Linked DNA regions of Homo sapiens: region 2 is linked to region 1. Evidence: chromatin loops called from intact Hi-C (ENCODE). Cell type or tissue: ascending aorta. All regions are shown on one strand. Each heading gives the region's core, and the rest is flanking DNA. Links, peaks and the distances in the headings are about the cores only.

Evidence for each region. Peaks named below come from ENCODE experiments on the same cell type or tissue, not always from the same donor. Only the 100,000 strongest peaks of a DNase experiment are listed, where the experiment ranks them.
Region 2: a loop joins it to region 1, with 2.0 times the contacts of the local background. A loop is called at or near these places in 1 of 110 quality-filtered maps.

What each region holds. Positions count from the first base shown.
Region 1 is chr2:188,783,027-188,785,850 of GRCh38, forward strand. All of the region lies in intron 1 of DIRC1 (disrupted in renal carcinoma 1), which reads right to left. Among named protein-coding and RNA genes, the nearest start is that of DIRC1, 5.7 kb to the right of the region's middle. In ascending aorta, for the core only: a CTCF peak has its summit at 1,520; no DNase peak of the experiment used is centred there; H3K27ac peaks cover 2,379 bases.
Region 2 is chr2:188,869,163-188,871,986 of GRCh38, forward strand. No RefSeq gene overlaps it. Among named protein-coding and RNA genes, the nearest start is that of DIRC1, 80 kb to the left of the region's middle. In ascending aorta, for the core only: no CTCF peak of the experiment used is centred there; a DNase peak (open chromatin) is centred at 1,263; H3K27ac peaks cover 1,506 bases.

The DNA.
Region 1 (2,824 bases), core at 153-2,652:
ACTTAGCTCCATAATAAACTTTCTTTACCAGGGCATGGTTATATTAGAACCTTCTTTTTAGTAATACTTATCATTGTTTAAAAATTTTATTTTTTATACTTCAAATTATATTGGCTTTAATTTAAACTAGATCCCAACTCATTCCGAGGTGAATGAGAAAAGGAAAATATGACTGTTGTTTTCTACTTCCCAATAGTTTGTAAATCTCACCATGCGGTAATATCTGATTTTTTTAAAAGAGTTTTTTTTGCTAACAAAGTATAAACTACCAAATATCAAAGTGATTCTAGATATTTGTAACAGATTACTTAGAAAATTCTGTTGTATTTTTTCCTGTCAGAATATCCTGGAGTCATAAGCTTTATTTAATTACAATTTTGACAGTGTGTAACATTTTATATACTCTTTGCTGTTCCCATCTCTCCTTTAAATGACACTCATACTAATCTGGGTGTCATTTTATTTGTTTATTTATTTATTTATTTATTTATTTATAGATTGAGTTTCGCTCTTGTTGCCCAGGCTGGAGTGCAATGGTGAGATTTCGGCTCACTGCAACCTCCACCTGCTGGGTTCAAGCGATTCTCCTGCCTCAGCCTCCCGAGTAGCTGGGATTACAGGCATGCACCACCACACCTGGCTAATTTTGTATTTTTAGTTGGGACAGGGTTTCTCCATGTTGGTCAGGCTGGTCTTGAACTCCCGATCTCAGGTGATACCCCCGCCGCCTCGGCCTCCCAAAGTGCTGAGATTACAGGCATGAGCCACCGCACCCGGCCTTGCTGGGTGTCATTTATATGACAATATCAGTAGATAGAAAAGTTCATGTTGACCAGTAAATTTATCTGTGGATGTTAAATATCATTTTTGGAAATATGAGGTATAATGCATAGAGTACTGTTTTTAAATATAGTCATGTTTCAGCATGACTATGGACAAAATTCAACATCTCATATAAAGGAATTCAGTTTGGTCTGACTAATATAGTTATCTTTGTGCCACATAACACAACTCTCAATCCAAAAGTCAACATCTCACATGCTTATTCTAGTTCTCATGACCCTCAGTTCTAGCTAAGATCAAAAGGATTATGTGTGGATGCAAATAGACTTAAGTAGTGAAATTATTTTTTAAAGGAAATCTCTAACAGAAATCAAAAGATAATTTTTTTGTAATGATGTAATGTCTGACTCAGCTGAACCTGCAGTATTCTACCTGCAAAGTAACTACAATAAAAGAAGACAGAGAGGCCCCATTTCCCCATGAGATATCTTGGTGTACAACTACTTTATTAACTGGCTTTAATGTGCACATTGGTTCCCCGAAAATAAACATCTATTTCAGGTTTGGAGATGTGATGTGCTCCCCTTCAGGTTCTGACTGACAAAGCCAACTGGAAAATGGGGCCTCACTGACTCAGGCTCTAATTCTGGAGAGTTTCACTGTTGTTGGAATAAAAATCATCAGAGAATAAAAGTCAAATGCAAAAATATTCTTTGACACTCTAGAGCAATCCTAGAGGTTACTGGAGGTAGTAATGTTGTATATGCTTCTTAGGACCCATAATGAAAATATGTGCCTAAGAGTTTATGTATTTTACATTAATTGATCAAAGTGTCATAATCCAAATATATCTTTCTAAGTTTTCATAATATTTTTAAGATTTCAAGTAATTCAAATGTTAAGATTTCTCTTTGAATTTCTTAACTTAATAAACTTATTCAATAGCCTATTAAACAGAAGACACTCTAGGGTTCCAAGAGGATAAATATATAGCCAGCTTCTAGAAACTTATAGCCTATTCAAATCAACTACATAAAATCATACTAACATAATTACTCGCTTAAACTAGATATATAAAGATAATATAGTATTTGATTCTTTGTTCATAACAAATAGAGCTCTATAAAGTTTGATTGCCAGCTATTCTTTTTTTCTTAAAGATCAAAGATTCACATTTCTAATATTTCTCAGTTATTCAATATCCATGAACGGTTAAAAGACATGAAAATGAATTTTTTTATTTTTTGAATTTTTTATTTACAATTTTAAGTTCAGGAGTGCATGTGCAGGATGTGCAGGTTTGTTACATAGAGGGGCCTGTTGGAGGGTTGGGGGTGGGAGGAGGGAAAGAGTCAGGAAGAATAGCTAATGGATGCTGGGCTTAATACTTGGGAAATAAGTCTAAAATATGTGTAGTCCTTTAATGATACTCTTGAGGACAGTACCGAGCCATCACTTTTAGATGACTAAACACATGTCTGAAGTTCAGAGACTGACATAAACCAGCCCTTAATTTTTTCCCCAGCAACATAATCATCCATACCATGATCACATCAGATGGGCAACAGAGACCACCTTATCTCTTTGGTCACCTTCTTTCTTCTTCCATCTTCTCGGTCTTCTCAGATTACAATTATTTGCTTTTTAAACTACTCGAAGTATATTACCTTAGAAACACAATTTGTAAATATTTAGGGGTTCTAATTTTAATTTCCAAGCATCCTTCAATGATTGGATAATATATTTTCCTATGTAACCCAAATGTTCCAAATCCTCTTGCTTTCATCTAATGTAATTGTATCAAGTCCAGAAGCCTTGGCCGTAATTCCAGGGATTACGGAGATACATATTTTTTCTCTTGTTCACTCCTCTCTCTTCTGAACTTCTGGCTTTTCTTTAATCACCACTGCCTCATTGCTCATTTGCTCATGCCGGGTGTTGTCCTCTCTCTTTACCACTTGGTCCCAAGTTGGAACGTAAACCGTCCCTAAGGCTCTATTAACACACAGCTATCGTGTGTGTCTGATGGCACTGAAGCCTT
Region 2 (2,824 bases), core at 163-2,662, 86 kb after region 1:
TCAGGCCTCTAGAGTGAAAGACGAGTCAGTATGCTTTCAGTTGAGCTGGGTGCGGGTTTAGCTGCAGCTTTAGTTTTTGTAAGTTCACTATGGATTCAAATGTTTGAGGGCGGTACTGGGACTTGGTCTTCACTAGGGTCTTCAATCATTGATGAGATTCCAAAGTTCTGCTTGCTCCTCATAGCTAAATAGCCAGCTTTCTAAACCGTGAGAGATTTCTCCTTGCTTTACTCCCACAGCAGAACTTTTGTGTTATTAAAGAATTCTCTTTGCTCTCCAGTGCTGTCTCTCATCTTAGGAAATCTCTCTTTTCTCTTCTGCCTTGCCCTTGTCCTTTAGAAGTCAGCCAAAGATTCTCTCCACTCTGAAGGCAGAGATTGTCTTGGAGGGGTTTCACTCAGTTCTTCCACCTCATCTTGACTTCTGAGTTAAGCATGGAGTGCCAGGGGAAGAGTGTGGCTCTCTCAGCTCTCTTACCCCTCCTCCAATGTTCTGTAACTTCTGGAAGTTTCTCTCAATTTTTCCCCATCTCTATTTTCAGCACTCAGTAAAGATCAGAGGGAAAGAATTGGCAGTAGCACAGTTTTGTTCTGTGTCTGGGGCTCCAGTGGAATTTGACGTGTCATGCCAGCCCACACGCAGTCATTAGAAATGTCAGGTTGGGCTGGTTTCCCCTGCTCCCACCTATGGAGGATTGCTCCTTCTCCTTTCATGTCAGTTATAAGAGGTCTCCTTGGCCCTTCTTTCTTAGGAAGAGCTTGTCACTTGCTGGATTTTAGTTTATTTAGGTTGCTTTGCATTCTTTGCTCCCTGATATATATTTTTTTTAATCTATGATTATGTAGCTTTTCCAATGTTTGGGTTGAAAGGGTGAAATGATGATATTTTGCAGCTTCCAACATCTGAACTGGAAGTAAGACAACTACTGGAATTTGAGAGGTGAAAAGTAGGTTACAGAAAGGTTTTTGAGTATATATTGAGCATTTTCCAAGCTTTAAGTCCTATAAATAGTCTCTGAATGCCCAAGAAAACAAGCAAGCAAGAAAGTATCTAGACCTTGAATTTTCTCATCTCTGGTACTTCTATCTCTCCAAAAGATTTTCATAATTCAAGCATAATACTCACCTTCATATTTCAGGGCAAGTTATACAGAGAGATATGGCCACAGCCAAAGGAGGCTGTCAAAATTGTAGGAGTCAACTCATTCAGTCCTCTACAGTCATGTTGCATCTGTTCAGGCCATACACAAATGAGTTACCTCTGCCAGGAAGTGCTCAGTAAAGGGGGGATTGAGTCACATCTCTTGGTTATTGTGGTAGAAAATGTCCAGGCCCAATGATGAAATAAGAAATACATCATGAAAGTATGTAACTTTCGTTGAGCAGGAAATTCCCTGTATGCTACAAGGAGAAATTGCCACATGGCCCTTTCTACATCACTCATAAAATACACAGTCCAATAGACTAGAGTCCTCTCATGTGGAAGATTTCTCACATCTCATGGTTTAAAATTTAAAATCAATACACATTAGGTGTTCTTCTATGAACCACAAAAGATAAAACAAGGAGCTGAGGTACCCACTTGTATCGTTGATATGGTGTATGTCTCAAGTGTAGGTTGTTCAGCTTATTTCTTGGATCATTAGTAAACCAAAGTGAAAACAATCATAAACAGTGTCCAAGGAGTCAATGTTCATATAAATCAGAGACTAATTAATAACAATAATAATAATAAATGCTTGTCGTATTTAGTATATTCCAGGTACTGTTTAATTCTTTAAGCTTTATTAAAAAAAAACACACAAAAAAAAACAAAAAAAATCCCCTTTGAGCTATGTACTATTGTTATCTCCATTTTATAGATGAGCAGATGGAGGCAAAGTGGTCAAGGAACTTGCTGAAGCCACAAGTAATGATTTGTTACATCTACAGCTCACAGGAAGAAAATGGAATCATGTTACTATTCAATTGCAACTTAGTCACTAATTAAACTTATTATTATTATTATTTGACGTTGTTTATTATGATAATGCTAATGAAAATGGGGTGGATATTCTGACAATGTACTAAATAGAACCATTTTTTAAACTGTTCATTTATATTATGAAAAATTCACTCCTTTCTTTCTCTTCCACATCAACTTTACCTGTATTCTTAAGTGAAAGGAAGATGTCCATGAAATATAGACAACCAAAGTAACATGGGAAAAAAGCCAAATACTGTAAATCTTTAAGTTTCTTATCCTCACTCTCTGAAAACACATGTAGATTATTCAATACTGCTTTTTTCTTTTTACAAATGTGTCTTTCAAATATTAGAACGGTGCTGTGAACTAAGCAAATCTCTCCAACAGTATGTTATATCCATAAAGCACATGTCGAGACCCACTTCAGGGATAACTAATACTGTATCAATTTGGGCTACGCTTATCAGTAAGAAACACTTCCCCAAATCAGGATTTAGCCAAAGATAGATTCTAATTGCCAGAATGCTCCTGCCCCCAATCATTTTTGAGTTGAAAAATCTGAACTTCTTTTGGTTGGAACTAACATGGGTGCAATACAAGTGAAGCAGAGAAAAAAAAAAGAAAAACTTTGGAGCAAAAAGCATGAGACAACTGATAACTCTGAGTGATGGTTCAAAAAGAATAAACTAATTTATATTTCGTTTGATGTGTGTTTGAAATCAAAGGGCTGTGATAAGACAAAACATGATAAAAGGAAGAAAAAAGCAATGACCATATGTGTACGTTCCCTTTAAAACAAAGTATGTACCAATCAACAATAAAGTAATTAGCAATTAGAGTAAAAGGGTGGTTAAAAAAA